2 separate regions of the Homo sapiens genome follow, and region 1 is linked to region 2. A link is a contact called in ENCODE Hi-C or POLR2A ChIA-PET data. All regions are on one chromosome and are shown on one strand. The core of a region is the stretch at or near the end of the contact, and the rest is flanking DNA. Distances in the headings are between cores, read along the strand shown. Region 1 overlaps KIAA0930. Region 2 holds the start of FAM118A (family with sequence similarity 118 member A).

What was found. A loop is a pair of places that touch in the nucleus more often than their neighbours do. ChIA-PET counts read pairs that join two places held with the same protein, here RNA polymerase II (POLR2A). Pooled maps may share reads with other maps.
Region 1: a loop to region 2 is called in a pooled map, with 9 times the contacts of the local background. The contact joins the enhancer-like site here to the promoter of FAM118A in region 2. A Hi-C loop is called at or near these places in 7 of 50 pooled maps. POLR2A ChIA-PET finds 5 or more read pairs at or near these places in 4 of 52 experiments (activated B cell, activated T-cell and naive thymus-derived CD4-positive, alpha-beta T cell).

What each region holds. Positions count from the first base shown.
Region 1 is chr22:45,207,008-45,209,838 of GRCh38, forward strand. The region is part of intron 2 of KIAA0930; the gene reads right to left. Among named protein-coding and RNA genes, the nearest start is that of MIR1249, 7.4 kb to the left of the region's middle. Within about 2 kb of position 1,469, at least 3 of the 41 ENCODE cell types and tissues checked have a DNase peak (open chromatin) inside an H3K27ac peak, as active enhancers do.
Region 2 is chr22:45,308,414-45,311,547 of GRCh38, forward strand. FAM118A (family with sequence similarity 118 member A) reads left to right here and starts at 1,521. Exons shown (of 9, transcript NM_017911.4): 1 at 1,521-1,770. RefSeq lists a silencer at 1,187-1,866 and an enhancer at 2,583-3,134.

The DNA.
Region 1 (2,831 bases), core at 219-2,718, 100 kb before region 2:
TTCTTATTTATTGTTTTGAGACGGAGTCTCGCTCTGTCACCCGGGCTGGAGTACAGTGGCACAATCTTGGCTCACTGCAACCTCTACCTCCTGGGTTCATGTGATTCTCCTGCCCCAGCCTCCCAAGTAGCTGGGATTACAGGTGTCTGCCACCACACCTGGCTAATTTTTTTCTGTATTTTTAATAGAGAGGGGGTTTCACCATGTTGGCCAGGCTGATCTCGAACTCCTGACCTCAAGTGATCTACCCACCTCGGCCTCCCAAAGTGCAGGGATTACAGGCATGAGCCACTGCACCCGGCCTCAATTTATTTCTTATTTTTTTATTTTTTTGAGATGAAGTCTTGCTTTGTCACCCGGGCTGGAGTACAGTGGCACAATCTTGGCTCACTGCAACCTCTACCTCCTGGGTTCACGTGATTCTCCTGCCCCAGCCTCCCAAGTACCTGGGATTATAGGCGTCTGCCACCACACGTAATTTTTTTTTTTTTTTTTTAATAGAGACGGGGTTTCACCATGTTGGCCAAGCTGATCTCAAACTCCTGACCTCAAGTGATCTACCCACCTCGGCCTCCCAAAGTGCAGGGATTACAGGCGTGAGCCACCGCGCCCAGCCTGGCTTTCAATTTTGAAGCAGCTGTGCTGACTGGGGGCCTCTGGTCCCGGTCCTGGGTGCTCTCACTGACTCGGGCTCCGAGGGGCTGGGCACTGCTGGGCCCTCTTGCAGGTGCACAGGCCTGCACCCCCCAAAGGCAGAGCTGGGATCTATGGAAAGAGGTGCAAGAGGCCAACCTTGCCTAGGAGCGAGAAACAGACGTCCCCGGGTCGGGGGGCCCCACTTCCACCGCCTGTATGGTTCTGCAGTCACCCCGAGCCCCTGAGCTGAGAGTCCTGGGGTTCACAAGACTCTGCTGTTCCTCCTGGTCTCGCTTCATTGACCTGTTCATTTGCTTTTGCTCAGCAAAGCGCTGTGGACTCAGTGAATGAAAGGCTCGGGGGCACGATCACACGGCTGTTCGGGGCAGCACCACAGCACAGGCAGGCGAAAGAGCAGGTTCCCCATCAGAAAGGTGTCCGTGTGCGCACCAAAGCCAGGCCCAAGAGGACACTGGGAGCTGCCCGGTACCCACTGACAGGAGGGTGGCCAGGCCGCCATGGTACACTCTGCAGGCATTACACAGCAGTGAGACCAGATTACAACCACCTGTGTCAACAGGCATGACTCACAAACATGACATGCGGAGAAAGAAGCCTGAAACAACATATACTGCCCGATTCCAATGTATGAGCTGTGAGAACAGGCAGAACCACCGACTCCACACACATGAGCTGTGAGAACAGGCAGAACCACCGACTCCACATGCACGAGCTGTAAGAACAGGTAGAACCCGCCAACTCCACACACACGAGCTGTGAGAACAGGCAGAACCCAACTCCACACGCAGGAGCTGTGAGAACAGGCAGAACCACCGACTCCACACGCACGAGCTGTAAGAACAGGCAGAACCCACCGACTCCACATGCAGGAGCTGTGAGAACAGGCAGAACCCGCCCGGGAAGTTTGAGGAGACAGAGCAGCAGCTGCCCAGGGGGAGGTTGAGCCCTGGGGTGGGGTGAAGGGGCCTCGGTGTTCTCATCACACTCTGTATCTGGGGGCTGGTGAAACCAGGTGTTCAGTCTAAGAAGAATCAAACTGTGTACACGTCTGTGTTTTTCTGTATAGACGTTATATTGAAAACAATCTACTAAAAAGGAAAAAGTGAGACTGGGGACAGGGCTTCGCCGCTGGCAAACTGTGTGACCCCAGGAAGCTTCCTCCCCGTCTCTGAGCTTTGGTTTTCTGAGTGGGTGTGAAGGTGATCGGCACCTTAGGATCCTGAGGTGTCACGTGACCGTGAGACACAGGGCTCCGGCCACCAGCGCAGAGCCAGCAGCACACAGAGCCAGGTCCCCCTCCTGCCAAAGGCACACAATGGGCTGCCCAGGAACACAGAGCGTTTTGTCCAGGGCTGGAGGAAACAGAGGGCAGGGAATCCAGGACATCCCTCCCTGGGAAAGGCTGGACTGGGGATGTCCCTTGGGCCCTGGAGCACTCGGGGTTCCTGGCATCCTGTCCCCCTGACACTGCAGCTCCTGCCCATCCACGCTCCCCTGCTAGGTGCAGGAGGCCCGGCTGGTTGCTATGGCAACCGGGTACCAGCGGGATGGGCATGGGGAGGGGGCGGGAAGTAGCCAGGCTCCCGCAGAGGACTTGCAGTGCGCAGGCGACTCCGCGGGTCCCCCACCTCCACCGAGCGCTCAGGGCTTTTGCCAGGGGGGGTCTCCCCGTCTCCCCATCAGCGCCTCCAGCCTGCCCCCTGCAGGCCACCCTCAGCACTGCAGCCCGACAAGCTGGGAAAAATGCCAAGTTGGGGCAGCCCCAGGACCCACCCACCAGGCCCCGCAATCTCCATCGGCCTAGTCTGGCAGGTCCCATGTGGCACTCGTCACACACCCTCCCACTCTGCACTCACTGGTCCCTCCACGGGGCGTGTCCTCAGCCCACTGCTGCCCGCTCTCTCTGTCCTACAACCCGCCCGCCAGATGTCACCTTCTGCACTCCCCCCACCACCGCCGCCCTGCTCCTCTTCCCACCATCACAGCACTGATGGCTCCATAGCACTGGCCATACCGTCTGTCTATCCAAACAGACTGAGGCCAGATATGAGTCATTTCTGTGCTCCCAGCACTGAGTGTGGGGGGGCATCTGCACATGGCTCACAGTGGGTGTTCAATAGAACATTCTAGCATGTAAACAGCTGGACTGCCACCTGCTCCCGTGGGACTCAGGC
Region 2 (3,134 bases), core at 271-2,770:
CTGGAACTGCTGACTTCAGGTGATCCACCTGCCTCAGCCTCCCAAAGTGCTGAGATTACAGGCGTGAGCCACCGGCCTTTTTTTGCATTTAAGTCGCACCTCCAGGGGTTGGGGAGCTGTATGCAGTGGTGGTTACATGTGTGGGCTGAGGCATGGAACTACACAACCTCTTGGGCCTGAGCTTCCCCTTGTTAAACTGGAATAACAATGAAGACGCCTTCCTCATAGGGTTGTTCCAAGAACACCATGAAGGAACGCATGCAAAGTGCTCAGGGAGTGCCTGACCCCACATACAGAGCACCCAGGGGCTGCCCTCTTCATCCCAGAGTCACTGCTCCCACTGTTTTCTGGGCTCTGGCCCCCCCTAAAATTTCACAGGCCGCTAACACAACACTACCTTCTGTCACAAAATGAGAGCTTTCTGGTGGGCTAGGGTAGGGGGAGATATTAACAGCCAACTTTAAAATCAGGCAGGAAAAAAAGGTGCCAAGGAGACAGGAAGTAATAAATGACTCCAGGTTGGGCAGGGCAGGCTGGGAAGAGGAAGTGGATTGGGTCTTGTTTAGGTAAAAGACTTCAGTGGCAGACAAAGGAGGAGTAATAAGATCGCTAGGGGGCCCGTGCCCAGCCCACCCACGCACAATCTCAGTCCTCGCAATACCCACAAGGTAGGTGCTAGGATCACACCCTTTACGGACGCGGCACCTGCGACAGGGATGCGCGAGGAGTCAGGGGGCCTCGCCGGATCGAACCTAAGCTGGGGAAGAGTATTTCTTGTATTTTTAGGAGAAATTCTCAGCCTCGGGGAAGAGTATTTCTTGATGAGGGAAGAGCGCGGGGAAGACACTCACGCACGCACAAACATGTGGGCGGCCATGGTGTGCCCAGCGCCGTGCTGGCTTCTGGGAACCCCCAGTGGACAAGACGGACAAGGTACCGGCTCTCAGGGGAAGTGGGAGCCAGTCACAAGCGTACCTAATTTCGGAGAGTGACAAGTACTCTGAAAAAGAAAGAAGGTAGGGCTGGTGACTGGCCAATTTAAGCGGGCAGGAGTCTGCTGGGGGACGGAGACCAGCCTCAGGTCTGGGTTGGGGACAGAAGCTGTGCCTAAGTGTGGTGCAGGATGCAGTTGCAAAGGAGCGCTTCCGATCGCACTTGATGCTCGCCACGTCCCTGCAAAGTGCTCCCGCCCCCTTTCTGCAAATGAGGAAACGGGACGCGCGGCTCGCCGGGCCAGGTAGGGCTAGGACGCGGACTCTAGGCCCAAGCGCTCCCCAGCGCAAGCCCTCCCCCGCACATCCGACCGCGCCTGCGCTGGAGACCCCGGGGGCGTGGCCTCCCCGGTGGGCGGGACCGTGGTCACCGAGGTGGGCGGTGCCAGAGGATCTGGCGGCGGGGCGGGGCGGGGCGCGCGTCCTGGCTTCGCCCTTCCCCGGGGCGGGGCCTCCGGGGACCGCGGGGCCGTTGGTTTCGGGACGGAACGTTCACGCGGCTGGGGCGGGCGCGCGGGGGAAGGGTTTGCGGCGGCGCCGCTGCCGGCTAACGCGGAGGGGCGCCTGGAGGCGGCGTGGCGTCCGCTCTGGCTCCGACTCCGGCTCTCGCTCTCGCTTCTAGCCCGCGTGCCTGCGCAGTCCCCTCCCCGAGAACCATCCCCTTGCCCCGCCCAGCGTCAGGGGTGCGCGGCCGCCGAGAGACCCCGGAGGCGTAGCCGGCTGCGGAGGCGAAGAGGTGGCAGCGCGAGCTGGGACCAGCGTCTCGGAGGCGCCGCAGGTGAGGGGGCGGGGCGGGCCCGCGGTCCCTGCATCCGGAGCCCCTGGGGACCCCGAGATCCTCAGGATCCGCCCCGGCCCCGGGGCCACCCCAGGACTCCCTCTCAGCTCTTCCCCTGGAGCCCCTGCCCCCGAGACCCCCTCAGGATCCGCCCTGCCCCTCCAGGCCCGCGAACCCCGAAACTCCAAGATTTTCTCTGGACTCCGAGACCCCCTGAGGACCCCGGCCGCTAGTGGGCCCTGAGAACTGTTGGTTCCGGAAACTCTCGAGGTTCCCTTGGGACTTGCTTCCAGCAACCTCCTCAGAAGCCCCCAGGCCCGGGGCATCTTCCTGTGGGGAGCCGTGGTTCCCAGTGTCCTTAGCCCCGCGAGACCCCGGGTCCCCGTGCCGCCCACCCTGAGGCTCCCTCTCCGACCTGATCTCAGGGCTAGGTTTCTCCAACTTGAGGTCCCTGGACCTGCGGGGCGTGGGTGGAAGTGTTCCCAGGTCTGGTGATAACTTAAGACGGTAACAGCGCGCCCGACGACCACCTCCTAAGCTGTGGTCCCCGCGCCTGCAGGTGCAGGGCCGGGTTTAAGTTTTAATGTTCTGCTGAGACTCAGGTGGCCCCACAGGACAGTCTATAGAGCAGGAGACCTGAGGTGGCCGAGGGCGGCCGAACCGGGGAGGGAGCGAGTTAGGGCACATGGGGACGCTTTTAGGTTGTCTCCTCCTTAATTTTTTCATTCAAGGAACTAACATTTTGTTTTTGAATGCCTGATAGGCTCCAGGAATTGACACTGGAAATAGAGATGAGACGGTCCCTGCTGTCAGGGCCTAGGGACCTGGGGCATAAGACAAGTAGGTCGTTTTTATCTGGAGGAAGCTGTGTCGTCGCTGGCAGGGAACCCATCTGGGTGGGCATGGGATTCTGGGAAGGGGTGGGTGTTAAGGAGGGCGTCTTAGGAGTCGTGGGGAGGAGATGCTAAGCAGCAGGTGAGCTGATTCTTGAAGGTTGAGCTAGAGGAGAAGTTTGCCAGGGTCATTCCAGGCAGAGTTTCAGGGGACAGCCAGTATGTCAAAAGGCAGAGAGGCTGCCACGGCACACAGTGTTGGAAGGCGGGAGGTGTGGCTGGAGCACACCTAATGAAGGTGGCGTGGGAGTGAATGCTAACTGCGGAGAACCCAGCTTTGCTCCCGGAGGCCCACCGTGCCCTTGGCCCTTTCTTGAACGACTGCACCTGCCATTGTCCTGAGAAATGATCCAGCTGAGCTGAAGGAAGGTGGGAGGTGGTCAGGGGGAGAAGTGAGGGAAGTGTCTCGCTAGAGACCTGGTATGGGAGAAGCTGGGACTTTTGCAGAGTACTGGGTTTGAGGTGGGAGTG